2 separate regions of the Homo sapiens genome follow, and region 2 is linked to region 1. Evidence: read pairs that join two places in POLR2A ChIA-PET (ENCODE). Cell type or tissue: OCI-LY7. All regions are shown on one strand. Links, peaks and the distances in the headings refer to the core of each region. The heading gives the core; the rest is flanking DNA. Region 1 overlaps MTA3 (metastasis associated 1 family member 3). Region 2 overlaps MTA3 (metastasis associated 1 family member 3).

Region 1 (16,360 bases), core at 5,133-10,132:
GCCGAAGCTGGACTGTACTGCTGCCATCTCGGCTCACTGCAACCTCCCTGCCTGATTCTCCTGCCTCAGTCTGCCGAATGCCTGCGATTGCAGGCACGCGCCGCCACGCCTGACTGGTTTTGGTGGAGACGGGGTTTCGCTGTGTTGGCCAGGCCGGTCTCCAGCCCCTAACCGCGAGTGATCCGCCAACCTCGGCCTCCCGAGGTGCCGGGATTGCAGACGGAGTCTCGTTCACTCAGTGCTCAATGGTGCCCAGGCTGGGGTGCAGTGGCGTGATCTCGGCTCACTACAACCTACACCTCCCAGCCGCCTGCCTTGGCCTCCCAAAGTGCCGAGATTGCAGCCTCTGCCCAGCCGCCACCCCGTCTGGGAAGTGAGGAGTGTCTCTGCCTGGCCGCCCATCGTCTGGGATGTGAGGAGCCCCTCTGCCTGGCTGCCCAGTCTGGAAAGTGAGGAGCGTCTCCGCCCGGCCGCCATCCCATCTAGGAAGTGAGGAGCGCCTCTTCCCAGCCGCCATCACATCTAGGAAGTGAGGGGCGTCTCTGCCCGGCCGCACATCATCTGGGATGTGAGGAGATCGTCTGAGATGTGGGGAGCGCCTCTGCCCCGCCGCCCCGTCTGGGAGGTGAGGAGCGTCTCTGCCCGGCCGCCCCGTCTGAGAAGTGAGGAGCCCCTCCGCCCGGCAGCTGCCCCGTCTGAGAGGTGAGGAGCCTCTCCGCCCGGCAGCCACCCGATCTGGGAAGTGAGGAGCGTCTCCGCCCGGCAGCCACCCCATCTGGGAAGTGAGGAGAGTCTCCGCCCGGCAGCCACCCCGTCCGGGAGGGAGGTGGGGGGGGGTCAGCCCCCCGCCCGGCCAGCCGCCCCGTCCGGGAGGTGAGGGGCGCCTCTGCCCGGCCGCCCCTACTGGGAAGTGAGGAGCCCCTCAGCCCGGCCAGCCACCCCGTCCGGGAGGGAGAGGGGGGGTCAGCCCCCCCACCCGGCCAGCCGCCCCGTCCGGGAGGGAGGTGGGGGGGTCAGCCCCCCACCTGGCCAGCCGCCCCCGTCCGGGAAGGGAGGTGGGGGGGTCAGCCCTTCCGCCCGGCCAGCCGCCCCGTCGGGGAGGTGAGGGGCGCCTCTGCCCGGCCGCCCCTACTGGGAAGTGAGGAGCCCCTCTGCCCGGCCAACCGCCCCGTCCAGGAGGGAGGTGGGGGGGTCAGCCCTCCACCCGGCCAGCCGCCCCGTCTGGGAGCTGAGGGGCGCCTCTGCCCGGCCGCCCCTTCTGGGAAGTGAGGAGCCCCTCTGCCCGGCCAGCCGCCCCATCCAGGAGGGAGGTGGGGGGGTCGGCCCCCCGCCCGGCCAGCCGCCCCATCCGGGAGGGAGGTGGGGGGGTCAGCCCCCCGCCCGGCCAGCCGCCCCGTCCGGGAGGGAGGTGGGGGTGTCAGCCCCCCGCCCGGCCAGTCGCCCCGTCCGGGAGGGAGGTTGGGGGGTCAGCCCCCCGCCCGCCAGCCGCCCCGTCCGGGAGGGAGGTGGGGGGGTCAGCCCCCCTGCCCGCCAGCCGCCCCGTCCGGGAGGTGAGGGGGCGCCTCTGCCCGGCCGCCCCTACTGGGAAGTGAGGAGCCCCTCTGCCCAGCCAGCCGCCCCGTCCGGGAGGGAGGTGGGGGGGTCAGCCCCCCGCCCGGCCAGCCGCCCCGTCCGGGAGGTGAGGGGCGCCTCTGCCCGGCCGCCCCTACTGGGAAGTGAGGAGCCCCTCTGCCCGGCCAGCCGCCCCGTCCGGGAGGGAGGTGGGGGTGTCAGCCCCCCGCCCGGCCAGCCGCCCCGTCCGGGAGGGAGGTGGGGGGGGTCAGCCCCCCCGCCCGGCCAGCCGCCCCGTCCGGGAGGTGAGGGGCGCCTCTGCCCGGCCGCCCCTACTGGGAAGTGAGGAGCCCCTCTGCCCGGCCACCACCCCATCTGGGAGGTGTACCCAACAGCTCATTGAGAACGGGCCAGGATGACAATGGCAGCTTTGTGGAATAGAAAGGCGGGAAAGGTGGGGAAAAGATTGAGAAATCGGATGGTTGCCGTGTCTGTGTGGAAAGAAGTAGACATGGGAGACTTTTCATTTTGTTCTACACTAAGAAAAATTCCTCTGCCTTGGGATCCTGTTGATCTGTGACCTTACCCCCAACCCTGTGCTCTCTGAAACATGTGCTGTGTCCACTCAGGGTTAAATGGATTAAGGGCGGTGCAATATGTGCTTTGTTAAACAGATGCTTGAAGGCAGCATGCTCGTTAAGAGTCATCACCAATCCCTAATCTCAAGTAATCAGGGACACAAACACTGCGGAAGGCCGCAGGGTCCTCTGCCTAGGAAAACCAGAGACCTTTGTTCACTTGCTTATCTGCTGACCTTCCCTCCACTATTGTCCCATGACCCTGCCAAATACCCCTCTGTGAGAAACACCCAAGAATTATCAATAAAAAAATAAATTAAAAAAAAAAAAAAAGAAAAGAAACATTCAGAGCAGACCAAGTAAGAATTATCGAGCAACACTAAATTCAGCAGCAGCAAGGATAGACTCACAAAGTTACAGCATAAAACACTGCAGAACATAAACATCAATAAGTTACTGTAAAAGGGGCTTTATTTTTCACATTTCATTCCAGTGCTTTTCAAAATTCTTCTTTCAAGATTTAACACAAAGTGGATGGGAGACTAAACTTAAGAGTTACACTGGACGCCGGGCGCAGTGGCTCATGCCTGTAATCCCAGCACTTTGGGAGGCCGAGGCGGGTGGATCACCTGAGGTCAGGAGTTTGAGACCAACCTGGCCAATATGGTGAAACCCCATCTCTACTAAAAGTACAAAATATTAGCTGGGCATAGTGGCGGGAGCCTGTAATCCCAGCTACTCTGGAGACTCAGGCAGGAGAATCGCTTGAACCCAGGAGACGGAGGTTATAGTAAGCCAAGATCACGCCATTGCACTCCAGCCTGGGCGACAAGAGCAAAACTCTGTTTCAAAAACAAAGAGCTGGGTGCGGTGGCTCACGCCTGTAATCCCAGCACGTTGGGAGACCGAGGCAGGCGGATCACAAGGTCAGGAGATCGAGACCATCCTGGCTAACACAATGAAGCTCCGTATCTACTAAAAATAGAAAAATTAGCCAGGTGAGATGGTGGGCGCCTGTAGTCCCAGGTAGTGGGGAGGCTGAGGCAGGAGAATGGCGTGAAGCCGGGAGGCGGGGCTTGCAGTGAGCCATCACTGCACACCAGCCTGGGTGACAGAGCCAGACTCCGTCTCAAAAGAAAATAAAAAGGAAAGAAAGAAAATTGTGTTGACCTCATAGACCCCCTGGAAAGGATTTCAGGAACTGCTGAACTAAATGCAAAAGAAATCTTACCTTAAAGTACATATTAAATGAAAACCAAAAATTGGCTAAGTATGAGTTTTTTACTTTACTGACTTTAAGAAATTTACCACAGAAATTTTATTTCCACAGTGTGAGATACAAGGACTCATCAGTTATTCTATAGCAAATCAGGATCCCATCAGAAATTTAAGCTATTTCTGCTTTATATTTATTCAAAGAACACTGCATCGGGCAAAAGCTGCCCAATACTGTAATAAATTCCAAGTCCATATGGAATTTTATATAGTCTCAACATGCTACTGTACTATTTTTCACTTGCTATCAATTTTAAAACAAAGAATCAGAACCAAATTATCTAGCACCAACAGAGCACCATCCATCCTCTAATTCATTAACACCCCAGCAAGCAGCTTCCTAAAACACAATTTCTATTTCTCCCGTTTTGATAAAAAGGCCTCAATAACTTCCAACCAACCACCATTAGGGTAAAAACTAAACTTTCACGGCTTATACATCTAACAATCTGCCTTGCCACATGTTTTAACAAGGACCTGTGTTCTCCCTTCCACCCTACCCCCAGCAAAAAAAAAAAAAAAAAAGTAAATTTATTGATGTGCCTACCAACGTGTTCTGAGGCTATGAGGAAGCCATAAAAGTCCTACCCTGAATTACAGTCCATCCTGGATTCCAGGCAAGAATATATACCTTCAGATTTGGTGAGTACTATAAAATTACACAGCATACTCTGGAAGCATGACAGAGGAAATTCATGTCATGTAGCTTGATGAGCCAGCAGAGGCTTCTCTGAAGAAATCAGTCTGAACGGACACCAGAAGGGAAAGGGGGTGGATGGCTGGGCCCCTGTCTTTGGTAATTAGAGAACACTCCTCTGGATAAGGATAGCCCAGGTATCTGTACTTGGGCTTGGTCTGACTGAGGGAATTTACTGCTTTTCCCTTCACATCCTGCTAACTCAGCTAAAAACCTCATTAGGGAGTGTCTCCCAGTTTTAAAGCTCAAAATCCCTCATTTAGAGAACCCCTCAGTCCCCAGCAAATGAGGACAATTTGATCACCCTAGCCCTCATATTACCCAAATGAAGCATTAAACTTATGGTACCATAATAGCTAAAAATTTAAAAGACTGAAAGAACATAGACCAACTGGAGTTCTCATACATTAACAGAGGAAGTGAAAAATTGGTCCAACCACTTTGGGAATCTGTGTGGCAAAATCTACTGAAGTAAAATTTCTGTGACAAGTTTCTTCCACCACATGAACCAACAATGTTTCTCCTAGGTAATTACCCAAGAGAAATGAGAGCATAAGTACACCAAAAGACCTGTACATGAATGTTCATAGGAGCTTTATTTGCAGTAGCCAAAAACTGGAAATAAGCCAAATGTTCAGTAATAGGAGAACAACAACTAAGGCTGGGTATGGTGGCTCACGCCTGTAATCCCAGCACTTCAGGAGGCCGAGGCAGGTGGACAGCTTGAGCCCAGGAGATCCAGACCAGCCTAGGCAACAGGATGAAACCCCATCTCTACAAAAAAATACAAAAATTAGGACTGGGCAGTGGTTCACGCCTGTAATCCCAACACTTTGGGGGGCCAAGATGGGTGGATCACCTGAGGTCAGGAGTTCGAGACCAGCCTGGCCAACATGGCAAGACCCCCGCCTCTACTAAAAATACAAAAATTAGCCGGGCAAGGTGGTGGGTGACTGTAATCCCAGCTACTCAGGGGGCTGAGGTGGGAGAATTCCTTGAATCCGAGAGGTGGAGGTTGCAGTGAGCCAAGATCATCCCACTGCACTCCAACCTGGACAACAGAGCAAGACTCCATGGGATCAGACAAAAACAGCTGGCAGTGGTGGTGCACACCTGAAATCCTAGCTACTCCAGAGGCTGATGCAGGAGAATTACTTGAACCTGAAAGGTGGAGGTTGCAGTGAGCTGAGATCGCAACCCTGCACTCCAGCCTGGGCAGCACTGCAAGACTCTGTCTCAAAAAAAATTAGGTGGGCTTCGTGGCGTGAACCTGGAATCCCAGCTACTCAGGAGGCCGAGGTGGGAGAATCCCTTGAGCCTGGAAGTTCAAGACTGGCCTGAGCAATATAGTAACACCTCATGTCTACAAAACAAAACTTAGAAAGTTAGTCGTGTGGCGGCACGCACCAGCGAGAGGGTCACTTGACGGAGACCCTGCCTCAAAACAACAACAACAAAACAGACAAGGCAGTGCTCAGTGCTTACACAGTGTTGTGAGCAGTATTTATTTACAAACAGCCACACTGGAAAAACTTAATAGTTCATAGCGTATTGGATAGACTACACAAAAAGGTCTTGCCTCTGTAAGAGGGAATAATTAAGCCCCAGGCTGAGCACTGCTCCACACTCACTTAACAAATCACAGATGCAACAACCAAACATCAGGCTGTTTCCAAGTAACTTAAATGCATCCCAGAACAAAGTTCAAGTTGATTTATAATAATAAAAAATGGGTCAGGGATGGTGACTCACACCTTAATCCCAGCACTTTGGGAGGCCAAGGCGGGTAGATCGTGAGATCAAGAGATGGAGACCATCCTGGACAACATGGTGAAACCCTGTCTCTACTAAAAATACAAAAATTAGCCGGACGTGGAGGCGCATGCCTATAGTCCCAGCTACTCGGGAGGCTGAGGCAGGAGAATTACCTGAACCCGGGAGGCGGAGGTTGCAGTGAGCCAAGAACACGCTACTGCACTCAAGCCTAAGCGACAGAACATGACTCCATCTCAAAAAGAGAAAAAAAGAAAAAAGAAAAAAATCCAGAGACAAACTCTACTCAGCAAATAAAAGATGTAAAAGAAATGAACCATTGAGCTAATCACAGTGGCTTACGTCTGTAATCCCAGAACTTTGCGAGGCCAAGGCAGGCAGATCAGCTGAGGTCCGGAGTTCAAGACCACCCTGGCCAACATGGCGAAACCCCATCTCTATTAAAAATACAAAAATCAGCCAGGTGTGGTGGCGCATCCCTGTAATCCTAGCTACTAGGAGACTGAGGCACAAGAATCGCTTGAACCCAGGAGGCAGAGGTTGCAGTGAGCGGAGATCACACCACTGCACTCCAGCCTGGGTGACAGAGCAAGACTCGGTCTCAAAACAAAACAAAGAAACATGGGCCTGAATGGGAAAGGGGATGCAAAAAAAAAAAAAATTAATAAAAAGAAACATGGGCCATATATACTATAGGATGTAACCTTTTTCAAACCTTTAACCAGTTTGGAAACCAAAAGTCAGAAAATTAATAGTCTACCATGGACAAAATGGAAATAAGAATCAGTTGGAGGGTAAAGGATTATAACTTCACTTCCTGCAACCATCTGCTATAGTACATTTCATTCTGGGAGCCCTTCACTAACAAATTTCTTCTAATCCTGTTGCCCTTTCCCCTTTACAGCTGTTCATATGAAAAGACAGACAACCACAAGCAAGTTTTTTTGTTTTGTTTTGTTTTTTTTGAGACAGAGTCTCGCTCTGTTGCCCAGGCTGGAGTGCAGTGGCGCGACCTTGGCTCACTACAACCTCTGCCTCCTGGGTTCAAGCGATTCTCCTGCCTCAGCCTCCTGAGTAGCTGGGACTACAGGAATGTGCCGCCACACCCAGCTAATTTTTTTTGTATTTTTAGTACAGACAGGGTTTCACTGTGTTAGCCAGGATGGTCTCAATCTCCTGACCTCGTGATCCGCCCGCCTCGGCCTCCCAAAGTGCTGGGATTACAAGCGTGAGCCACCATGCCTGGCCCATAAGCAAGTTTTTTAAAAAGTCTTGAAATGGAAAACATTTCCCTAACTGTATAGAGAACAGAGTAGTCTGAAAACCACCTAAACAAAAGAAGAAATGAAACTCCTTAAGCTACAAAAACCCACCAAATGAGTCAACCATATTATACCTTAATGACAAAAAGAATTAAACAAAAACAGGAAATAAAATATTTTATTTTGTTATCTTTAGGGATATCTTTACAACATCTTAACCTTGAATAATTTTCTACCATGATGAAATTAATTCCTGTCAGGAACTGCAGTTTCACCCACATGAATTACCACTACTCTTTTCTTTTTTTTTGGAGATGGAGTCTCACACTGTCGCCCGGGCTGGAGTGCAGTGGCGCAATCTCGGCTCACTGCAACCTCCACCTCCCAGCTTCACGCCATTCTCCTACCTCACCCTCCTGAGTAGCTGGAGGCGCCCGCCACCACACCCGGCTAATTTTTGTATTTTTTTTAGTAGAGACGGGGTTTCACTGTGTTAGCTAGGATGGTCTCGATCTCCTGACCTTGTGATCCACCCGCCTCGGCCTCCCAAAGTGCTGGGATTGGGATTACAGGCATAAGCCGCCGCGCCCGGTACCACTACTATTAAATGTAAAGCAAGTTTGGCTAGCCAACTATTTTTATAATGTTGCTAGAAAGATGCACAAATCCCCATAATATGAAAACATGTGCAGCTTTAAAGACTCATAGAAGTCTTATAAACATGGACACGATGCAACACTGGCTCAGGAAAAACTTGCGGAAAGGAACTGGCATGAGGTACACTGAAAGGATATGGGACATTAGCCACCGTCCTGAGCCCTGAGCTGTCACCACTAGCAAACGAAGTTAAAAAGGAGAGCAGCCACAACCATTCTCCACATTCCTAGGTGTCAAGAAAGGGGCAGAGTGAACTAAGGCTTCAGATGACCATTTTCCAACTTCCTGGCTGGAAGGGACAACTGAAAATGCATGCCACTAGCACAACTCTAGAAAAGCCTCCAGTGGTACCCACTTCCCATGTATGTCAAGGCTTCTGTGTTAATGTGAAAGTCCTCCAGGGGGCCCAGTCAAAGCTACTGTTTTCTGCATGTCTTATGATTTGTAGGGGCTTTTATTCATTTAATCGCTACAAAAACCCTCAACACAGGAAGGGTAATAAGGTAGAAAGTATTAATGAGTCCCTTGTAAAGATGAATTAAGGCTCAACAACGTTAATTTATCTGCCCCATAATGCCAAATTATACAAACATATAACAAAATGCAGTATATTTATCTTATCCAAAATAAATTTTAAGGAGATAAATAAAACATACAAAAGAAGCATTTAGAGGACAGGATACTAATCCAGTTAGGTGACCTTAGACCTAACCAAGGACTCAACCAAAAAATACAGAGGGTTTAAACAGATTATGTATAAGGTCCTTACAGGTCTAAAATTCCGTGATTTGGAATGCTAAATGAAAAATACTTTGGACTACCTAAATATAGAGGCACTATATTAAGGTAAAAGCACTATTTAGAAATAGAAGTAGTGAAGGCCAGGCGCGGTGGCTCACGCCTGTAATCCCAGCACTTTGGGAGGCCGAGGCGGGTGGATCACGAGGTCAGGAGATACAGACCATCCTGACTAACACAGTGAAACCCCATCTCTACTAAAAATACAAAAAATTAGCTGGGTGTGGTGGCAATAGTCCCAGCTACTCAGGAGGCTGAGGCAGGAGAATCACTTGAACCCAGAAGGTGGAGGTTGCAGTGAGCCAAGATCATGCCACTGCACTCCGGCCTGGGCAACAGAGCAAGATTCTGTCTCAAAAAAACAAAAAGAAAAGAAAAGAAATAAAAATAGTAGCAAAAAGATCCGGAATTCAGTGAATGTACACTATACTTCAATAAAAAGATTTGTTTTAAAAAGATAACTTGGCCAGGCGCAGTGGCTCATGCCTGTAATCCTAACACTTTGGGAGGCTAAAGTGGGCAGATCGCTTCACCCCAGGAGTTCAAGACCAGCCTGGGCAACGTGGCAAAACCCTGTCTCTACAAAAGGATACAAAAATTAACCAGACACGATGACACACAACTGTAGTCCCAGCTACTCAGGAGGCTGAAGCAGGAGGATCAGTTGAGCCTGGGAGGCAGAGGTTGCAGTAAGCTGAGATGGTGCCACTGCACTCCAGCCTGGGCAACAGAGCAAGACCCCATCTCAAAAAAAAAAAAAACAGGTGGGTGAGGTGGCTCACACCTGTAATCCCAGCACTTTGGGAGGCTGAGGCGGGCAGATCACAAGGTCAGGAGTTTGAGACCAGCCTGGCCAACATGGTGAAACCCCATCTCTACTAAAAATACAAAAATTAGCTGGGCGTGGTAGTGCACGCCTGTAATCCCAGTAACTCAGGAGGCTGAGGCAGGAGAATTGCTTGAACCCAGGAGGTGGGGGTTGCAGTGAGCCGAGATCATGCCACTGCACTCCAGCCTGGCCAACACAGCAAGACTCCATCTCAAAAACAGAAAAAAAAAAAAAAAAAAAAGATAACTTGTCGGCCAGGTGCAGTGGCTCACTCCTGTAATCCCAACACCTTGGGAGGATTAGGCAGTAGGATCACATGAAACCAGTACTTTGAGACCAGCCTGGGCAACACGGTGAGACCCCATTTCTACAAAAATAATAATAATAATAATTTTTTAAAAAGATGGCCAGGTGTAGTGGCTCATGCCTCTAATCCCAATTCTTTGGTAGGCCGAGGTGGGCGGATTGCCTGAGCTCAGGATTTCGAAACCCGCCTGGACAACAAGGTGAAACCCCGTCTCTACTAAAATACAAAAAAAAAATTATTCACCGGGCAATGCAGTTTGCTCCTGTTGTCCCAGCTACTCAGGAGGCTGAGGGAGGAGAATTGCTTGAACCCGGGAGGCAGAGGTTGCAGTGAGCCAAGATCGCACCACTGCACTCCAGCCTGGGCGACAGAGCGAGACTCTGTCTCCAAAAAAAAAAGATAACTTGTGGAAAATTTTAGATTAGCTACTTCAAGTATAAAAATGATTTTCATTCTGTAAGTCCACAGACAGCAAAAAAAAAATTAAGGATTTTCAATCAACTAGTCACATGAAAATATACAACATGAGCCTGTATTCTTCCAGACCACAAATTAAGCCACACAATGACAGAAGTAAAGCTAACACAAGGCTTTCTAAAAAGCTTAAGAATATCTAATTGCTGGAATGCCTCATTTAATGATCAATAAGCAATGTGACATCAATTTTAAAGTATTAATACAGTACTTGCTTTGTTCACAAAAAATATAAACCATTAACATTCAGAAGACCAGATCAATAAGAAAATGTATATCATAAAACATAATTAACTTGTCAAATAATAAACCTTTATAATATTTACAGTTGATAATAATCTGGTTAATGAGACACAAACTTGCCATAACTGCCAATTACAAAATGTCACTTACAAAAATAAAAACTCCATAAAATAGCAAGAGAAAAATGTCCTTTTAAATGAAAGTTGATTACTTTAATGCTGTGATAAAAAATAGATTTTATGCCAACTCCAATCAAGGGGTAACAGCTGGCTAGAAAGGACCAAGTGGGCCCAAGGGCAGAGTAAGGACTCAGTATCTTGGTTGGGCCCTGGCTGCAAAAGGAGAGTAGCAGGCTGACTGAGGTCTATGTGCCTACACACTTCATAGACTAAGAAACAAAAAGCCATGGGCTATGTTCTCAAAATGTAAAATGTTATAAGAAAATACAACACACATCTTAAAAATCAACTATGTTTAGCTTTATTCCTAATAAACTTTGTGACTGAAGTACAAAATTAGAAATAAGAAAAAGTTTTTCAAATGCCAGGATGACCTTTTATTGTTCTTTTATTTTCCCTTCTCTCTTTAGTATTTCTCTCGGAAGTATTAAGATTTCAAAAACTGGGCAGAATGAATCACAGACAAATGCTTTCAGAAACTTAGATGGGGACATATATAATGTAAGATGGACTTAACTTACATGTAGAATAAAATGGACTTACATGTAAAAGCATTTAGAGTGTCTGGTATTATGTGTTAGCTCCTACTATTATTGTTAAATCATTATTGTAACTTATTACTAAGTCATAAGTTACTAAGTAAAAAGTTACAATAATAATTTTTAAAATTTTTTCCAGTCCTATGTGATCTGAAAAAATATATATATACCCAAATACCGTTTACTTAAACATGGGAAGGTAGAGGACAAGGAAAGAAGAAAAGCTAAGTAAAATGTATTTCCTTGTTCTAATAGGAGAAGAAGTCACGGAAAAATGTAAGGTTAAACACGTCAGTTTACAATTAGGAATATCTGCTTTACTTCCTTTATTGGAGTAACTAAAGGTTTCTTTTATTATTTTCCCCCTACAAATTAATTTAGCAAAAGTTAAACTCAAAATAGGCAAAGAATATAAACAGTTCACAGAAAAGGACACACATGTGGCCTTTTAAAAATATAAAAACATGCCGGGCACAGTGGCTCACGTCTGTAATCCCAGCACTTTGGGAGGCCGAGGCAGGCAGATCACGAGGTCAGGAGATTGAGACCATCCTGGCTAACACGGTGAAACCCCATCTCTACTAAAAACACAAAAAAATTAGCCGGGCATGGTGGCAGGCACCTGTAGTCCCAGCTACTCGGGAGGCTGAGGCAGGAGAATGGCGTGAACCTGGGAAGTGGAGCTTGCAGTGAGCTGAGATCGCGTCACTGGACTCCAGCCTGGGTGACAGAGCGGGACTCTGTCTCAAAAAAAAAAAAAAAAAAAAATGAAGCTCCTGTTTAGCCTTACTACCTTGGTTTTGAATAAGAATAGATAACTATGGCCCAGTGTGGTGGCTCACACCTGTAATCCCAGCACTTTGGGAGGCCGAGGCAGGCAGATCATGAGGTCAGGAGATCAAGACCATCCTGGTTAACACGGTGAAACCCCATCTCTACTAAAAAATAAATAAATGAATAAATAAATAAATAAATAAATAATTAGCCAGGCGTAGTGGCAGGCTCTTGTAGTCCCAGCTACTTGGGAGGCTGAGGCGGGAGAATGGCGTGAACCCAGGAGGTGTAGCTTACAGTGAGCTGAGATCGCGCCACTGGACTCCAGCCTGGGCAACAGAGTGAGACTCTGTCTCAAAAAAAAAAAAAAAATATATATATATATATATATATATGTATATTTATATATGTATATATGTATATTTATATATGTGTGTATATATATATTTATATATATATATAAAAAGATGTTCCACTTCAGTCATAAGAAATTTAAGATACAATCCCACCAAGGCACCATTTTTAATCTGTAAGATTAGTAAAGATTAAAAAATTTAATCCTAGGCCTGGTGCAGTGGCTCCCACCTGTAATCCCGGCACTTTGGGAGTCCGAGTTGGGTGGATCACCTGAGGTCAGGAGTTTGAGACCAGCCTGGCCAACATGGTGAAACCCTGTCTCTACTAAAAACACAAAAAATTAGCCGGGCATGGTGGTGCACACCTGTAATTCCAGCTACTCAGAAGGCTGAGGCATAAGAATTGCTTGAGCCCGGGAGGCAGAGGTTGCTATGAGCTCAGATCATGCCACTGCACTCCAGCCTAGGGACTGTCTTTTAAAAAAAAAAAAAAAAAAAAAGGGGCCTGGCGCATGGCTCCCTCCTAGCACTTTGGGAGGCCAAGGCAGGTGGATCATCTGAAGTCAGGAGTTCAAGACCAGCCTGGCCAACATAGTGAAATCCCACCTCTACTAAAAATACAAAAATTAGCCAGGCATGGTGGTGTGCGCCTGTAATCCCAGCTACTTGTGAGGCTGAGGCAGAAGAATCGCTTGAACCTGACAGGGGGAAGTTGCAGTGAGCTGAGATCACACCACTGCACTCTAGCCTGGGTGACAAAAGAAGACGTCTCAAAAAAAAAAAAAAAAAAAAACTTAATCCTATACTGGTAAAAATGGAAGGGAATGGGCACTCATTCATTGCTGGTAGGTGTAAATTGGAAGAATATCTGAAGCAATTAATTTGGTAATATCTGTCAAAATCACAATGCATATAACCATTTATTTTTTATAGAGATGGGGTCTTGCTATGTTGCCCAGGCTGCTGAAATGCAGTGGCTATTCACAGGTTCCATTGTAGTGTACAGAGCAAAACTCCGTCTCAGTAAATAAATAAAGACTCCATATCAATAAATAAATAAAGATAGATGCCATAGTCCTCCGAGTACTAAATGACATATATAGTCACACACCACATAACATTTAAGTCAACAGCAAACCACACATATGAACAACGGTCCCTTAAGGTTATAATGAAGCTGAAAAACTCCAACTGCCCAGTGACACTATAGCGGTAATATCATGGCACAAAGCATTACTCACATGTCTGTGATGATACTGGTATAAACAAACCTACTGTACTGCCCATCAAATAAATGTATAGCACATAGAATTATGTACAGTACTAACACTTGACATAGATAATGACTATGTTACTGATTTATGTATTTATTATACTATACTTTTTTTTGTTTTGACACAGAGTCTCGCTCTGTCACCCAGGCTGGAGTGCAGTAGCACGATGTTGGTCAGGCTGGTCTCAATGTCCTAACCTCAAGTGATCCGCCCACCTCGGCCTCCCAAAGGGCTGAGATTACAGGTGTGAGCCACTGCACCTGGCCAATATACTATATGTTTTATTGTTGTTTTAATTCTATTTAATTTTTTTTTTTTGAGACAGAGCCTTGCTCTGTTGCCAAGGCTGGAGTGCAGTGACATGATCTCGGCTCACTGCAACCACCACCTCCTGGGTTCAAGCGATTCTCCTGCCTCAGTCTCCCAAGTAGCTGCGATTACAGGCCCATGCCACCACACCCAGCTAACTTTTGTTATTTTTTAGTAGAGACAGTGTTTCACCATATTGGTCAGGCTGGTCTCGAACTCCTGACCTCAACTGATCCCCCCACCTCAGCCTCCCCAAGTGGTGGGATTACAGGCGTGAGCCACCGCACCTGGCCTATTGTTGTCTTAGAGTGTATTCTTTCTACTCATTAAGGAAAAAAGGTTAACTGTAAAACAGCCCCAGACAGGTCCTTCGGAAGGTATTCCAAAAGAAGGAATTGTTATCAAAGATGATAGCTCCGTGTGTGTTACTGTTCCTGAAGACCTTCCAGTGGGACAAGATGTGGACTGAGAAGACAGTGATATTGATGATCCTGACCCTGTGTAGGCCTAAGCTAATATATATGTTTATGTTTTCATTGTTAATAAAAAAAGTTTAAAAAGTGAAAATGAATTTTTTTGAGACAGGGTCTCCATCTGTACACCAGGCTTGTGTGCACTGGTGCAAACACAGCTCACTGCAGCCTCAATCTCCCAGGCTCAAGCAATACTCCTGTCTAAACCTCCCGAGTAGCTGGGACCACACGTGCATGCCACCACACCCGGCTAATTTTTAAATATTTTGTAGAGACGGAGTCTTGTTATGTTGCTCAAGCTGGTCTTAAACTCCTGAGCTCAAGTGATCCTCCCATCTCAGCCTCCCAAAGTGCTGGGATTACAGGTATGATCTACTATGCCCAGCCATAAATGAATTGGTTTTTTGTTTTGTTTTGTTTTGTTTTTGAGATAGAGTCTCACTCTGTCTCCCAGGCTAGAGTGCAGAGGCATGATCTCAGCTCACTGCAACCTCTGCCTACTGGGCTCAACCAATCCTCCTGCCTCAGCCTCCCTTAGCTGGGACTACAGGTGTTTACCACCAAACCCGGCTAATTTTTATATTTTTTGTAGAAACGGAGTTTCACCATGTTGCCCAGACTGGTCTCCAACTCCTGGGCTCAAGCAATCTGCCAGCCTCAGCCCCCCAAAGTGCTGGGATTACAGGCGTGAGCCACTACACCTGGCCAAATGAATTTTTCTTAATAGGAAAAAAGCTTAAGGCCAGGCACGGTGGCTCACGCCTGTAATCCCAACACTTTGGGAGGTCAAGGTGGGCAGATCCCGAAGTCAGGAGATAGAGACCATCCTGGCCAACATGGTGAAACTCCGTCTCTACTAAAAATACAAAAATTAGCTGGGCGTGGTGGTGTGCACCTGTCATCTCAGCTACTCGGGAGGCTGAGGCAGGAGAATTGCTTGAACCTGGAAGGCGGAGATTGCAGTGAGCTGAGATCGCACCACTGCACTCCAGCCTGGGCCACTGAGCGAAACTCCGTTTCAAAAAAATAAAAATAAAAAATAAATAAAATAAAAAGAAAAAAAGCTTATAGAATAAGGATATATGATGAAAGAAAATATTTTTGTATAGCCATTCAATGTGTTTGTGTTTTAAGTTGTTATTACAAGAGTCAAAAAGCTAAACAAAATTAAAAGGTTTATGAAGTTAAAAAGTTATAATAAATTGGGTTAATTCATTATTGAAGGAAAACGTTTCCATAAATTTAGTGTTGCCTAAGTGTACAGTGTTTAGTAAGTCTACAGTGGTGTACAGTATGTACTAGGCCTTCACATTCTACCACCACTCACTCACTGACTCACTTCAAGGCCTGGAATCTCCATTCATGGTAAGTGCCCTACACAGGTGTATCACTTTTTATCCTTTCTACTGCATTTTTACTGTACTTGTTCTATGTTTAAATATGTTTAGATAAACAAATACCCAAAATTGGGTAACACCTGCATACAGTATTCAATACAATAACATGTGTACAGATTTGTACCCTAAGTACAAATAGGCTATACCACATAGCCTAGGTGTGTAATAGGCTATACCATCTAGGTTTGTGTAAGTACACTCTATGATGTCCACACAAAGACAAAATCACCTAATGACGCATCTCTCAGAACATATCCTTGTCACAAAGCAATCATGGCTATGTTCTGCAGACTGCTCAGTAGCAAACGATGAAAAATACCCTAATCCTCTACCAGTACACAGTGGTCAAATTACAGTACCTCAAAGTGTGGAATAACACACAGTCATGAAAACTGGAACACAGTTTTAAAAAAAGCAAACAGGCGGGCAGATCACTTGAGGTCAGGAATTCGAGAGCAGTCGGGCCAATGTGGTGAAACCCTGCCTCTACTAAGAATACAAAAATTAGCCAGGCATGGTGGTGCACACCTGTAGTCCCAGCTACTCAGGAGGCTGAGGTGGGAGAAGTGCTTCAACTCAGGAGGCGGAGGTTGCAGTGAGCCGAGATCGCACCAT
Region 2 (16,360 bases), core at 5,668-10,667, 72 kb before region 1:
TGATGTTTCTCTCAAAGTATTTTTCTAGCCTAGAATTCATTTTACCTTCATTATTCCTGTGAAGTAGGTAGGGCAAGTATGAGGGGAAGTTGGGTGCTGAATTTTTAGGTCAAAGACTGATAATAATACAAGGTATTTGCTCATTGTAGAACCTGGGGCACCAGATCAGTTAACTGCTCTGAGACTCACTTTCCTTGTTTGTTAAATGAGAAGAATATCCATGCTGCCTACCTCACAGGCTTGTGAGGGTCAAATGAGAATGTATGTGAAAGATCATTTCTTATTTGTATTTTTTTAAAATAGCTTTTAAGTGATCCCTCACTATCTGGTAGGAGACTGTAGGAGAGCTCAAATGTCAACTAACATCTATTAAAGTGAAAACATTATTAGCAAAAGTATGCATTAATATGTATGTATATGTATGTATACACACACACACAGTGATGCATTAACTAAGATAATGATAAGGGTATAGATTATGAATTTGTTCACCGAGTAACGGCAGTATTTAGAACATGTAAACATGTTTAGGTACAGTAAATAACTGCTTTAACAAGGGTTGACATCTCACTTAAAATCAATCATTGGGGCCAGGTGCGGTGGTTCACACCTGTAATCCCAGCACTTTGGGAGGCCAATGCAGGCGGATCACTTGAGGTCAGGAGTTTGAGACCAGCCTGGCCAATATGGTGAAACTCTGTCTCTACAAAAATTAGCTGGGTGTGGTGGCAGTCACCTGTAATCCCAGCTACTCAAGAGGCTGAGGCAGGAGAATCACTTGAACCCAGGAGGTGGAAGTAGCAGTGAGCCGAGATCACGCCACTGCACTCCAGCCTGGGCGGCAGAGTGAGGATCTGTCAAAAAAAATAAATAAATAAAAATAAAAATAAATCATTGGCTTTCACAAAACAGAAGTAGGGATTTCATGAACAATTTCCGAGTTATAATCATAACAAAGGCCACTGGCCATGTGTAGTCTTCTGTTGTATGTGTCACAACCATGGAACAATGACTTCCAACTTTGAAGTGAATTTCCTCTCACTCTTCTGCAGCAGAGGTTGAAAAAAAAAAACAAAACACAAGAATTGATCTTGGTTCTTCAGCTTTTGCTCTGCAAATTTCAGAATCAGCTAAATTCTGCAGCTAAGCTAACTAGACAGACTGTGTAGTTTAGCTGTAGTATGTACTTTTACACACTTCTACATCAACTCCATTGTACATACAATGTAGTATGTACCCCATTATTCATGATTTTACTTTCCAAGGTTTCAGTTACCCGTAGCCAACTGTGGTCTGAAAATAGATGAATATAGTACAGTAAGATATTTGTGTGTGTGAGAGAGACAGGGAGGGAGCGCACTGTATTAGTCTGTTTTCACACTGCTGATCAAGACAAACCTGAGACTGGGAAATTTACAAAAGAAAGAAGTTTATTGGACTTACAGTTCCACATGGCTGGGGAGGCCTCATAATCATGGTGGAAGGCAAGGAGGAGCAAGTCACGTCTTACATAGATGGCAGCAGGCAAAAAGCAAGAGGTTGTGCAGGGAACTCCCATTTTTAAAACCATCAGGACGAGGTACGGTGGCTCATACCCGTAATCTCAGTACTTTGGGAGGCTGAGGCAGGCGGACTGCCTGAGCTCAGGAGTTTGAGACCACCCCTGGACAACACGGCGAAAACCCATCTCTACTAAAATACAAAAAATCAGCCAGGCATGGTGGCACATGCCTGTAATCCCAGCTACTCAGTAGGCTGAGGCAGGAGAATCACTTGAACCCAGGAGGCGGAAGTTGCAGTGAGCCAAGATTGCGCCACTGCACTCCAGCCTGGGTGACAGAGCGAGACTCCATCTCAAAAAATAAAAAATAAAAAAAAAATAAATCAGATCTCATGAGACTTATTCACTATCACGAGAACAGCACAGGAAAGACCTGCCCCCATGATTCAATTATCTCCCCCGGTGGTCCCTCCCACAACACGTGGGAATTATTGAGTTACAGGATGAGATTTGGGTGGGGACACAGAGCCAAACCATATGAAGCACAGTCACATATCTTTTATAATGGTATATTCTTATAATTGTTCTATGATTATTCTTGTTGATCTCTTACTGTGCCTAATTTATAAATTAAACCTTATGTTAGGTATAGTGTAGAGAAAAAAAAGTCTGATTCAGTGCCATCCTCAGCTTCAGGCATCCACTGAGGGTGCTGAAATATATCTTCTCTTGGAAAAGAAAGACTACTGTAATTATTGTTTCTTAATAACTAACCTCATGAAAATGAAAAGAAAGATCAATAGCATTTAGGGACCTTTTCAGTTAATAATCCCATAAACAATTATTTTTTAAACCTTCTAAATTTACAATAAATGAAAAAACTAAAAGATTAAAAGATACTCAAAAATGCTAAAATTCCTCAAAATAAAAATAATTTATCTTTTTCTTTGGAGACAGGGTCTCACTCTGTTGCCCAGGTTGGAGTGCAGTGGCATGATCTCAGCTCACTGCAACATCTGCCTCCTGGGCTCAGATGATCCTCCCACCTCAGCCTCCCAAGTAACTGGGACTACAGGTGCATGCCACAATGCCCAGCTAATTTTTGTATTTTCAGTAGAGACAGGGTTTTGCCATGTTGCCCGGGCTGGTCTCCAACTCCTGGGCTCAAGCGATCTGCCTGTCTTGGCCTCCCAAAGTGCTGGGATTACAAGCATGAGCCACTGCATCTAGCCAAAAGAAATTTTTATAATTAACAGGGGCTCTGAAACCAGTCACAGAATTAAGTGCATTTTTCTCAGCTGATGCTACACCAACCACTCAAATCATGAATGGATTTTCAGTTTTGTGTTCATGTTAAATGAGTGAAACTGCTTTTCTTATGGATACTTTTTTAAATGATGATGGGCTGTTACCTAAAGGGCTTCAAAGAACTGAAGTAGTATCTTAGCCTTCATCAAGTGATTATGACAAAAAATGATTATATTCATTGTTTCAAAGGTTCTACTCTTTAGTGTTTAGTTTGTGTTCCTGAACACTGAAGGAACCATTTGCTTTCAGAGGAGGAGCTCCTGTACTGTCTCAAATCAAATGAGAAAGAATACATTGGAATTACTGTTCACCAGGAGATATGAAACCTCCAAAGCGCACATTTATACCAAAGACCAAAGGAGAGGAGAGTAAAGCTCAGAATGTGTAGAAAGTAAACACTCATCAGGTGTGTACACTGTGGAGTTACTAGGAAATAATTCCTTTGAAACTGACCAACTTCATAAAGGAAACCAGAGAATCATATTATGTGCCAGAAGTCCATATAAACCCCATCTTTCTGATACACACAGAAGTTTCTTTTGAATGGACTTTACGTAGTCTAATCTTACCCTTAAGAGCTTTACATGAATACAGTTTCTATAACAGAAGAGACAAAATCCAGTAGAGAAAATGTAGGGTAAATAAAGAAAATAAGCTAGGAAAAGACACAGTAACATAACACAGGACCAACGACTTGCGGTTTATCAGTAAGATAACACAAATTTGAAATGCCAGAGAAGTTTGAAAAAATGAACAACTAATTGATTGTTAGAGAAGGCAGAATAGTGATTTCCTAACTGGAGAGGAGCAGAAGGGAAGCTGTTGAGATACTGGTAATGTTCTTTACCATCTAGTGGTGGTTACACGAATATATACACAGGTAAAAATGTTTAAGCTGTGTAACAAACTGTAGGGCACTCTATATATGTTACCATATGTATACCTCAATTTAAAATAAGAAAAAGAATTTTGAGGCTGGGTGCGGTGGCTCACACCTGTTAATCCCTGCACTTTAGGAGGCCAACGCAGGCGGACCACGAGGTCAGGAGTTTAAGACCAGCCTGGCCAACAGAGTGAAAGCCCATCTCTACTAAAAATACAAAAATTAGCTGGGTGTGGTGGCATGCGCCTGTAGTCCCAGCTGCTCAGGAGGCTAAGGTAGGAGAATCGCTTGAACTCAGGAGGCGGCTGTTGCAGTGAGCAGAGACGTCACCATTGCACTCCAGCTGGGTGACAGAGTGAGACCTCGTCTCAAAAAAAAGAAAAAAGAAAAGAAATAGAAAAGGAATTTTGAAACTAAGCATTAAAAAGCTAAAAGTTGGCCAGGTACATTGGCTCAGGCATGTAATCCCAGAGCTTTTGAGAGGCCCTGGGAGGCCAAGGCAGGAGTTCGAGACCAGCCTCAGCATTAATTTTTTAATTTTAAAATTTAATTAATTAAAAAATTTTAATTAGCTGGGCACAGTGTTGAGTGCCTATATTAAAAAAAAAAGAAAGAAAGAAAACTAGGCCAGGCGCAGTAGCTCACGCCTCTAATCCCAGCACTTTGGGAGGCCGAGGCGGGCAGATCATCACGAGGTCAAGAGATCAAGACCATCCTGGCCAACATGGTGAAACCTCGCCTCTACTAAAAACACAAAAATTAGCCGGGCATGGTGGCACGCGCCTGTAGTCCCAGCTACTCGGGAGGCTGAGGCAGGAGAATCCCTTGAACTCAGGAAGTGTCAGTTGCAGTGAGCTGAGATCGGGCCACTGCACTCCAGCCTAGTGATGGAGTGAGACTCCGTCTCAAAAAAAAAAAAAAAAAAAAAGAAGAAGAAAACTAAACTAAAAGTCTTCCCTCCAGATTAAATACTTTGCAAAGATACCATGTTTTCAATAGAGATACCAATACACATTGCACGATCCATTCAAATCTAAATTGTAAAAATCTTAAGAACCCAGCACAAGCTGTTCTCTCTGCCAAAAAGCAGTGAAGGTGTTGTCACATTTCATCTCATTCATAACAGATGGAGATGACAAAAAGAAGTATTTTAGGAGAAAGACTGACAAGTAAATCTTGGCAATGGAATTCTCATCTTTTGTTAAGCAGAACCACACTATGGGTAGATTGGACTATTGTTCAGCAAATATTCATTCCCTCCCCCACACCTCCACAGGAGAGTATTCTTCCACTCCACTGATGTTGGGCTTGGCCATGTGACTTGCTTGGCAAATAGGATGTTAGGATATGTGACATAACTGAGCCTTGACAAGTGTTTGCACATTTGGCCTTGCCCTCTTGTGCTACTGAGTTTTGTCCATGGAGGATGAGAAATACATGGAGCAGATCTGGACCCAACCTATAGCTTGGCACCTACATCAGAGCCCAGTCTAGCTCAGCAGAATCCTAGACAATCTGCAGATGAGTGTATCAGAAATCAATGCTTGTTGTTATAAGCCACTGAAATTTGGGCAGTGTAATAGATGTGTTTTCCTCTTTGAGACTAAAGAACTTAATTCACCTAGTTGCCAGAAGTGTTGTGAATAAGACAGTCCTCAGCTGCTGATCTTTTTCGGAATTATTTCAATTCAAGAACAATTCATCGTGAAAGTCCACACACTCTTCCTGGAGCAACCTGCATCCAATAATGCAGGGCTGTAAAGGCCCAGCTTTTCACCCTGATTTGGGATGCCACAAATCAGCTGGAGTCAGCTGAGGCCTTCATTCGATTGTATCCACCTCCTCCCACTAGTCAATCCTGCCTCCTTGCCTTTTATTCCACAAGTGCTGATCCCAAGGGGAATCCCTAATAAATTTCCCACATAAAAACTGCTATCAGAATCTGCTTCCAGGGAACCCAACCTGTAAAATGCAGTATTATGACAACAGCTAACTGATACACATATACTATATTCAATACTAACTGCAAATGCTCTGCAACTGATGGCTACGTCCCAAAAAACTCATCATAGGTTGAAAATATCATAAGTCAAAAGTGCATTTAATACCCTGATAAACCCATTGTAAAAAACAAAACAAAGCAAAAATTGTTAAGTTGAACATCCTAAGTCGAGGGCCATCTGTACTGATTTGTTCAGTTACAATTTCACAAAAACTTCACATATATACCTCCTACAGGAATTACAGCATTCAGAATATCACATCTATTTAAAAATTAATAACCACATTCTTTTTTTCCAAGCAGAGGAAGATTATAATAAACTCTCATGAGTAAACCTCAAACTGATATGGACAAAGTTTTTCATATGCTGGTCTGGTGTGGTGGCTCACACCTGTAATCCCAGCACTTTGGGAGGTCAGAGGGGGGCGGGGGTGGATCACTTGAGGTCAGGAGTTCAAGCCCAGCCTGGTCAACATGGCAAAACACCATCTCTACTAAAAATACAAAAATTAGCTGGACATGATGGCGCGCACCTGTAATCCCAGCCACTTGGGAGGCTGAGGCAGGAGAATCGCGTGAACCCAGGAGGCAGAGGTAGCAGTGAGCTGAGATTGCACCATTGCACTCCAGCCTGGGTGACAGAGGCAGACTCCGTCTCAAAAAAAAAAAAAAAAAAGCTTTTTATACGTAAAAAAGTTTGCCATCTACTTTCAATTTTTGCTTTAATGCATAGATATAACAAAACCCCTCATCCAACAAACTTGCTAAGGCTTAGCTGGCATCCACTCAAATCAACCTAAAAGACACCCTGAGTCATGTTCTTGTGTGTACTCACACCTTTTGATTACTTTTTTTTTTTTTTTTTTTTTTTTTTTTTGGAGATGGAATCTTGCTCTGTGACCCGGGCTAGAGTTCAGTGGCACGATCTCGGCTCACCGCAATCTCCACCTCCCAGGCTCAAGAGATTCTCGTGCCTCAGCCTCCCAAGTAGCTGGGATTACAGGCGCCCACCACTACACTCAGCTAATTTTTTTGTATTTTTAGTAGAGATAGGGTTTCACCATGTTAGCCAGGCTGGTTTTGAACTCCTAGCCTCAAGTGATCCACCCGCCTCGGCCTCCCAGAGTGCTAGGATTACAGGCGTGAGCCACTGCACCTGGCCTATTTTTTTTTTTTTTTAATAGAGAGGAGGACTTACTATGTTGACTCAGGCTGGTCTCAAACTCCTGGTCTCAAGCTTTTAAGTGATCTTCCCACCTCAGCCTCCCATGTACCTGTGATTACAGGTGTACACCAACATACCTGGCTCTTTTTTATTATTATCACAAGAAAGCTACAGGGGACAATAGGTCACAGTGACCCCATGTCCCCAGATGTCATTTCCAAACTTACTATGAGCGTAATTAAAAGTTATTGCCACCTGGCTGTGATTCTTGGCACAAACCAGACAAATATGTGAAAACAACTGTGTGAAGACACTGGAGAACCAATACAGGCAAGGAGAGGTGATGATCCCTCTGAAAAGTGTAATAGTTGAGTTTCCACACTGATCTTGGCCTTTATCATGAGGGTATTTTCTAGACTGCTATAAGGTGAAATCGAGCCAAACAGCAAGTTTCCTTTTTTACTAGTCTGATGTGACAAGCATCAGACCTTGATGTTGCCAGAGTCAGTAAGGCCCAGGGAGCAAAATACTGGGGAGGATCCTATTCCAGGCCCTAACAGAAATCTCAAGACATGGAAACAATTGGTAGCACACATGTTCTCTGACCACATTCTCAAAGGCAATTAAAATAGGTAGATGAGCCACACTTCCTTCTAAATTAACTCACAAGTTAAATTAAAAATTATAAGGCAAATTAGTGAATATTTAGAACCAAATGATAATAAAAATACTACATACTAAAAGATATGTGCTACAGCCAAGGTGATAATTAGAGGGACATTCACAATCTTGTATGTTTATCATGAAAAGTAATTTTAAAAAGGTCTTAAAAAGGCTAGCAAAAGAATATTAGAGTAAACCTAAAGAAAAGCAGAAGAAAATAAGAGTAAAAATAAACAGAATATGTACCACTTTTTTTTAATTACCAAAATTAAGTTCCCATTCTTTTAGATAACTAATAAAGAAACCTCAGGCAAAACAATCAAGAAAAAAAGGTTATGTGATACATATAAACAATAACAAGAATGAAAATCTATTTGTAACTACAAATACGGCAAACTGTTTAAAAATACTGTAAAAATGTTAAATTTGAAAATTTTAGGGGGAAATATATAATCTCCTAGATGGACATAACTGACCAAAATGGACTTAAGTAGAACAAAAATTTATTCTAATTATAAATCAGATTATAACCATAACCCACACTGAAGGACATTCTACAAAATAAGTGGCCTGCACTCTTCAAAATACCATGGTCATAAAACACAAAGAAAGACTAACGAATCGTTCAGGAATGAAAGAGACTATGAAGATACAACAACTAAATGTCACAAGTGATTCACAAGGAAATCTTGGGCCAGAATTTTTTTTTTCTTTTGCCATAAAGAACATTACTGGGACAACTAACAAATCTGAATAAAGTCTCTAGATTAGACAACAGTACTGTAACAAGGTTAATTTCCTGAGTCCGATTATTATACTGAACTAATATATGAGAATATCCTTGGTTTTTATTTTTAGGAAATACTCTTTCAAATATTTAGCAGTAGAGGGACATTTATTCTGAAATTTTACTTTCAAACTGTTAAGAACTATATATATATATATATATAGTGTTAGAGTTTATGGAAGGCCATTATTTTGGACTGAGCTCTCGCACTAGGCCCCAGCAGATCAGACTAGAAAGCAGTCACTTGTGCTTAGTGCCAAGATTCACAGCAACCAATCAGAAGGGGCCAGTTTACCTGAGTAGGCATAAGGAAGTCCTCTCTATTTTAAGGAAAGCAACTTTGAAACAACCAATCTGCTTCTTGTTCCCTGTTTCTGCTTTTCTTCAGCCCTTTCCTGTCTATAAAGCCAATCACCTCTGCTCAGCTCATCAGAATGCTTATTCTACTTTATAGATAGAATAAATGAAAGCCAATTAGATGCTTAAACTAAATTCTCTAATTTGTGTCATTTGACAATAATAATAATAAAGCAAATGTGGTAAAGATGGTAACAACTGGGGAATCTGGATGAAGTGAATACAGGAAGTCTTTGCACTATTTTTGTATTACCACAAAATACAAAGTTTTAAGATTTTTTTTTTTTTTTTGACACGGAGTTAAGCTCTTGTTGCCCAGGCTGGCGTGCAATGGCGCAATCTCAGCTCACTGCAACCTGCACCTCCTGGGTTCAAGCGATTCTTCTGCCTCAGCCTCCCAAGTCGCTGGGATTACAGGCATGTGCCACCACGCCCAGCTAATTCTTTGTATTTAGTAGAGATGGGGTTTCACCATGTTGGTCAGGCTGGTCTCGAACTCCTGACCTCAGATGATCTACCTGCCTTGGCCTCACGCCTGGATTACAGGCATGAGCCACCATGCCCAGCTAGTTTTAAGAAATTATAACCACAAGCCTTCCACTAACTCATACTTGTAAATACAAATCTTTCCACCAATTATCCTAGACAAAGTTGCTAAAACAATTCTCTTTCTATTTCTCCCAAGTTCAAATCTACAGTGCCTTTCTGATGTTTCTATATTCATGTGAAATTTGTAGGAGAAAAAGTAAAAGGCTGTATTTACCCCAAAAAAGAAAAAATCTCATTAAAGCTTAAATTTAAAAGGAAAAGATGGATTAATAGACCATAAAACACACAAACAATTCTCCTAGGATAGTCTGCAGCGTCTCCACACTCATCTGTAATAGATCATCAACAAAAAGACGTGTGTGTAATGTAGAATATTATTGCTTTAATGATGTATTTAGCAGGAAGAAAAATTTCGTGTTTCCTATTTTTTACTGCAGTGCTAGTCCATTAGTACTAATTCTAATTTTATAGCCTTGGAAACATGAACAGTACCCGTGATAAGTTTTTCATGGGTTTTTAAGTTATACGAATCCCCATCAATTTTATGTCCATTTTGAAGTCTAGATTTCTGACATAAGTTGATATCTAAAATGCTAATCAAAAGATTAATATTTTCTGGCCAGGCGCAGTGGCTCACGCTTGTAATCCCAGCACTTTGGGAGGCTAAGGTGGGCAGATCACTTTGAGGTCAGGAGTTTGAGACCAGCCTGGCAAACATGGTGAAAAGCCCATCTCTGCTAAAAACACAAAAATTAGCCAGGGGGGCAGGGGTGCTTGTAATTCCAGATATTCAGGAGGCTGAGGCAGGAGAATCGCTTGAACCCAGAAGGTGGAGGTTGCAGTGAGCCAAGAACTAACCACTGCACTCCAGCCTGGGTGACAGAGCGAGACTACCTCCCAAAAAAAAAAAAAAAAAAATCTGTATTTTCTGTTGTGCCTTCTAAACTATCCTCAATTCCCAGTACCCACAAGGCCCTAAATGAAACAAGACTCACAAACAAACAGAATGAAGTACGTGATTGATGGCTAGCATTTTTATAAAGCGTTAGTATCTGAAGAATAATAATACTGTTAGGTCAACTTTCCCTCATCCAAAAAATAAATTGTCTTTTCTAAGTTATTCTTGATGGGAAATTTTTTTTTGAAAAAATTATAGCTTGTTTTAAGAGGAAGATTATATGAAAGATTATATTAACAGCCTTTGTTCACCACTTTTAACTCTTACAGTGACTTCTTGTAACAATTATATTAAATGGTATGGTTAATCATAGCCTAATGACCATATTTAAACTTGATAATCTACTAAAATAATAAACACGGCATGACAAAATACCTATCAGACAATCAATAAGGCTATAAAATCAGAAGTAAATGAGGCTCAACAAAGATTATGGGTGAAAAAGACAAATGCACCATTGTCGTCTTCTCAACAATAACAACTAATATTTATTGAGCTCTGACACTGTGCCAGATACTGCTCTGAACACTTTACAAGTAATTATCTCAATTCATCCTCAAGTTGATGTCATGTGGGAACTCAGCGGCAGCCTTTTTCCGAGGCTGGAAGGTCGCAGGGGTCTTGTTCAGGACCCTGAGGCATTGCCTGCTCTCTCCCAGTAAGGACAGGGCCTCTATGGGGCCTTAAGAGCCAGAAGGGCCCAATGTTTGCAAACATTACCTAAAATGAAGGTACATAAACTGCTGAATAAATCAGTCAGTTGTCTTCCAGCCAACCTGAGCAGCTAATGTTGCAAACAGCTCTAAGCCCTCCACAGAATCCAAGGCCCCCAGAAAAGGAGCCCCCAACTGCCTCTACTTTGAGGAGCCACTGCAGTTCCACTGAGTTCTGAATCCTTGGTTACACGTATCAGCAACTCATAGTGTGGCTGCACTCCCTCTTCCTGCCCATCCATAACCTTCCTGAAGCAGAGCAAGTAGGTTTTATTATTACTACCACTGCTGATGAGGAAACTCAGACAAAGGTAGGTTAAGTAACTTGCGCCGGGCTACACGGATCATACATGAGCTACAGATTGATGGGGGAAAAGAAAGAATCATAAAAATGTCTCCATTTGTACACCTTTGTTCATAGCAGGGTTATTCACAACAGTCAAAAGATAGAGGCAACTCAAGTGGCCACTGATAAAGTAACATAATGTGGTATATACACACAATGTATTATTACTTAGCATTAATAGCTGGGAGTGGTAGCACATGACTGTAGTTCTAGCTATTAATACTTGGTAGGCTCAAGTAGGAGGATCACTTGAGCCCAGGAGTTTGAGGCTGCAGTGAGCTATGATCACGCCACTGCATTCCAGGCTGAGGGACAGAGCAAGACTGACTCTCTCTCTCTCTCTCTCTCTCTCTCTCTCTCTCTTTCTCTCTCTATACACACACACACACACACACACACACACACACACACACAATTTTTAAATGATGGAAATTCTGACACATGGTACAACATTAATGAACCTTGAAAACATGCTAAGTGAAAATAAGCCAGTAACGAAAAACTTATGAGATACTGAGAGCCGTCAAATTCATAGAGACAAAAGTAGAAGGGTAGTGGCTAGAGGGCAGAGGGGATGGAGAGTTAGAGTTTAATGGGGATGAGGTTTCTGTTTGGGAAAATGAAAATGTTCCAGAGATGGATGGTGGTAATAGTTACCAACAATGTGAATGTATGTAATGCCAGAGTGAATCTACTTAATACATTTAAAAATGGTGAAAAGGAGTTTTGAAATTATAATAAAATATATATAACACAAAATTTAAGTGCATCACAGCTGGGCATGCTGGCATACACCTATAATCCTAGCTACTCCTCGGGAGGCTGATGCAAGAGGATTGCTTGATCCCAGAAGTTCAAATCTGGCCTGGGCAACACAGCATGACCCCATCTCTTAAAAAGGATGAGGGGTATGTGGCAGCATGCATGGTATGCTTAAAACTTCCTACAGTTCATAGTGTTCAGACTGTGTGTGTACAGCTCTGGGGATATAATAAAATTAGAATTCAAATACACATATACACATCACTCTTAGTGATGAGACGCTCTCTATAAAACATTAAAATGCTTAAACAAAGGAACAGAAAACAATATATTGCAATGACCTATTTCAATAAGAACCTATGTCCCAGAGAAAGAAGCTAATTTACTCATTCTCAAATATTTAGTGAACACCTATATATATATGCCAGGCACTATGCTTGGTGCTGGGAATTCAATGGTGAGGAAAAACAGATGCAGTAACTACACTAAGGGATATAACAAGCTGGTATGCAGGGAATGGGAAGGAGAGAAAGAGACACAAAATAATCACAAAAATGAGTTTTTAATTATAGACCTGGCTCTCTACATAAGCACATCACAAAGCAACCTGCCCTAAAGTGATGGATTAGCCAAGATGTGGTTTTAAACAGAGTTAACTATGTGGGGCTATGAGAGCATCAGGGAAAGGGACCTGAACATGCAAGTCCTGTGGCAAGACACAAAACCAAAGGAAGGGTACAGCCTGGCTGGAGTCCAGAGGACGGAGGACTGTTTGGGCAAAGGGGCTATAGACAGAGGCCAGGCAAAACTCAATAGTTTTGTTGACTACAGTACCAGTAATGATCTAAGTTTTAACCCTACATGCAATTAAAAGCCACTAAAAGGATATAAGGTAGGAGGTAGCAAAATAAAATAACAGTTACGCTTTGTTTTGTTTTGTTTTTTTCAGATGGAGTCTCGCTCTGTCACCCAGGCTGGAGTGCAGTGGCACGATCTCGGCTCACTGCAACCTCCGCCTCCCGGGTTCAAGTGATTCTCCTGCCTCAGCCTCCCGAGTAGCTGGGACTACAGGTGCGTGCCACCACACCCAGCTAATTTTTTGTATTTTTAGTAGAGACGGGGTTTCACCGTGTTAGCCAGGATGGTCTCAATCTCCTGATCTCGTGATCCACCCACCTCAGCCTCCCAAAGTGCTGGGATTACAGGCGTGAGCCACGGCACCTGGCCAACAGTTACACTTTTAAAAGATCAGATATAACATAGAAATCAGAGGTGTTCCAGGACACAATTTCCTCCCTCCTAAATCAACACAGCTTGGCCTTTCTCAGAACCAGACCTGGCATTAGGCAACCTAAATTTCTAGTCCTGATTATGTCACCAATTAAATGTCAGTCCTTATACAATGTATTGTTTTGTCCCTTCGGCTCATCACCTGTAAAACAGTCTTCTCTAGAAGGCGCATCAGGCTCCAAACTAACTCAAAAACTTCTTTCTCTTTTATTCTTACCCCTCCTCCCCAAATTATTTAGTCTTCAAAGTCCAGGCAAAAGTGTAAGCCAGTACCTTCACTTTGGCAGGTCTAAGGCTTCGATCCAGCTCCCTCACAATGCTCATGACATTCTGTTCTTCAAGCCAGGGGAGTGCAGACCTTGCTCTGGCCAACACCACCAAACAGGGAGTCAGAAGCTGTAACTTCCATCAACTAACTCACTGCCACTTACTAACTAATGCAGGATTTCCTTGGTTCTAAGGAATTTTGTTCCCATGGGGGTAATGGTAGAAAGGATCAATGTAAGTACTGTAAACCTACTTTTTCTTTCTTTCTTTTTTTTGAGAGGAAACTTGCTCTGTCACCCAGGCTGAAGTGCAGTGGCACAATCTCGGATCACTGCAACCTCCACCTCCCTGATTCAAGCGATTCTCCTGCCTCAGCCTCCCGAGTAGCTGGGACTACAGGCACGTGCCACCACATCCAGCTAACTTTTGTATTTTTAGTAGAGATGGGGTTTCACTATGTTGCCCAGGCTGGTCTCGAACTCCTTTGACCCACCTGCCTTGGCCTCCCAAAGTGCTAGGATTACAGGCGTGAGCCACACTGCCCAGCCCTATATTCTTCTTTGTATATTGTATAAAACAGATCTTATATTTTAACAAAACGAGTGAAACCTATAAAGCCCCCATGGCTTCAATGTTTTTTAACAATTATGAATCTTATATATTTTAGATTAGCAGTGTTTGAAATTCACAGCTCAACTATATTCATAACAGATTTCAAAATGAGGATGTGAGAACTACTGATGTGCAAACAGTTTAATTACCTGCTCCCAATACATTATTGGTGATTTGACAAGTAGCATAAATTGTCTCGGATAAATCGATGTCAGATTAGGAATGCTGACAGCCCATTGAAGTCCTCAGAATAAAAGTCACAAAGAAAATCACTTAGGAAGGGCTATCAGGTTTCAGCAGTTCCACAACCCTGCCCTCTCTGCAGGCCTCTCAAAGAGGTCTTCAGATCCAAGGTTTGATCACCTAATAGAAAAAGGTGCTAAAGCGATCAGAATAGGACCGTAATTAGTCGGCAGTGGTGGCGGACGCCTGTAATCTCAGCTACTGGCTGAGGCAGGAGACTGAAGCAGGAGAAACACTTGAACCCAGGAAGCAGAGGTTGCAGTGAGCCAAGATCACGCCACTGCACTCCAGCCTGGGCAACAGAGCAAACTGTCTCAAAAAAAAAAAAAAAAAAAAAAAAAAAAGGTAAGCGGGGTGAGGGGGTAGTAGGACCATAAATACTCAAAGAAAAGAATGTGACTCCCCAAATTCAACTGAATGATGAATCCATTTTCATTTAATGGTACAAAACAACCAATGAACCTTTCATATGTTCTTTTTGGGAAACAATCTGCAAAGCTCATTATCAACATACTAATAATTAATTTTTAACCATACTACTCAATTTTATAAATGCCTCAGGATCTAAGAGTCTAAGTAAAGCTGAACCTAAAGCAGTATGAGAAGGAAACCATGGTATTTAAATGTTGCAAGCAAAAAAACACATCTTCTTCAGTGCTGCCTCAAAGAAAGACAATAATGACGCTTAAATCCAAGTCATTCTAACAAAAATGAGGTGGAAGGGTAGATAGAAGAGGTAATCTGACAGAGGAGAGATAACTACTCAGGAGGAATCAAGTGCAGATCCAAACCCTATCTCTGAAACCAGCTATACAAACATGACAAAACACCACTTCCTGAGCCTCTGAGCCTACTTCTGCTTTAGAAAATAATTACGGTAATAAATAACTAGAAAGAATATATGTGATACAAAAGTAATCGGACCTCAAAATTACTAAGCTTCAGAATGGAAACAAAACAGGAGAGATAAAAAACACTGAAGGGTGTGAAGGTAACTTCCTAGAAGGAGCATAAGAGGCAAGTATTACAGAAACTACACAGAAAATGATTATTTATGAAACAGAGTCTTACTCTGTTGCCTACATTGGGATGATCATAGCTCACTGCAGCCTCGAACTTCTTGGCTCAAGGGATCCCTCCACCTCAGCCTCACGAATAGTTGGAACTACAAGCACTCACCACCATGCCTGGCTAATTTGTTTTGTTTTGTTTTGTAGAGACAGAGTCTTGTTATGTTGCCTAGGCCTGTCTCAGACTCCTGGCCTCAAGTGATCATCCTGCCTCAGCCTCCCAAAGTTTTGAGACTACAGGCATAAGCCAGTGTACTTGGCCATAAAATGATGTTTAAAGGAATTAAGGTATATAGGTAGAATCCTCTTTAAAATGCTTCTTTAAAATATCACCTTCACTGACAACAAATACCAAACCTCTAAAACTGCCCTCTCCCAAAAGAAATTCACCTGCTGTCCTGCACATTCACCAGCAGTGGGAAGCAGTGAGCTGCTGCAGCTGTGAACCAAGAGCCCACACAGGCCCTCTCTACCTCAGGCAAGTCAGCCCAGCTGCCACGAGAACTCTCCACCATCTCAGGAACAAGCTTTTCCACTTGCACTCAAGCAGGGACCACATCCCCAGTTATAATCTGAGAAGCAGTATCTCATAAGAATAGTGTTAAACTACAAGGGACTGGTTACATAAATAATAGTTTACCTATATAAGATCATGCAACATTAGGGTAAAACTAAGTTCTTGCAGTGATTTTTAAAAAGGTATTTTTATCCGGCCAGGCACAGTGGCTCACACCTGTAATCCCAGCAACTCTGGGAGGCCGAAGTGGGCAGATCACGAGGTCAGGAATTCGAGACCAGCCTGACCAACACGGTGAAACCCGTCTCTACTAAAAATACAAAAATTAGCTAGGTGTGGTGACGTGCGCCTGTAATCCCAGCTACTC

What was found. Peaks named below come from ENCODE experiments on the same cell type or tissue, not always from the same donor. Only the 100,000 strongest peaks of a DNase experiment are listed, where the experiment ranks them.
Region 2: POLR2A ChIA-PET joins it to region 1 with 8 read pairs; 6 of 35 experiments call an interaction of 5 or more read pairs at or near these places.

What each region holds. Positions count from the first base shown.
Region 1 is chr2:42,590,677-42,607,036 of GRCh38, reverse strand. The region is part of intron 3 of MTA3 (metastasis associated 1 family member 3); the gene reads right to left. All of the region lies in intron 2 of LOC105374555 (a long non-coding RNA gene), which reads left to right. Among named protein-coding and RNA genes, the nearest start is that of MTA3, 30 kb to the right of the region's middle. RefSeq lists an enhancer at 177-928. In OCI-LY7, for the core only: CTCF peaks have their summits at 7,997 and 8,203 (motif pointing right); DNase peaks (open chromatin) are centred at 6,796, 7,206 and 8,186; H3K4me3 peaks cover 1,739 bases; H3K27ac peaks cover 2,824 bases.
Region 2 is chr2:42,662,857-42,679,216 of GRCh38, reverse strand. The region is part of intron 8 of MTA3 (metastasis associated 1 family member 3); the gene reads right to left. Among named protein-coding and RNA genes, the nearest start is that of OXER1, 93 kb to the left of the region's middle. RefSeq lists enhancers at 4,874-5,168, 15,588-15,637 and a silencer at 4,874-5,168. In OCI-LY7, for the core only: no CTCF peak of the experiment used is centred there; no DNase peak of the experiment used is centred there; H3K27ac peaks cover 515 bases.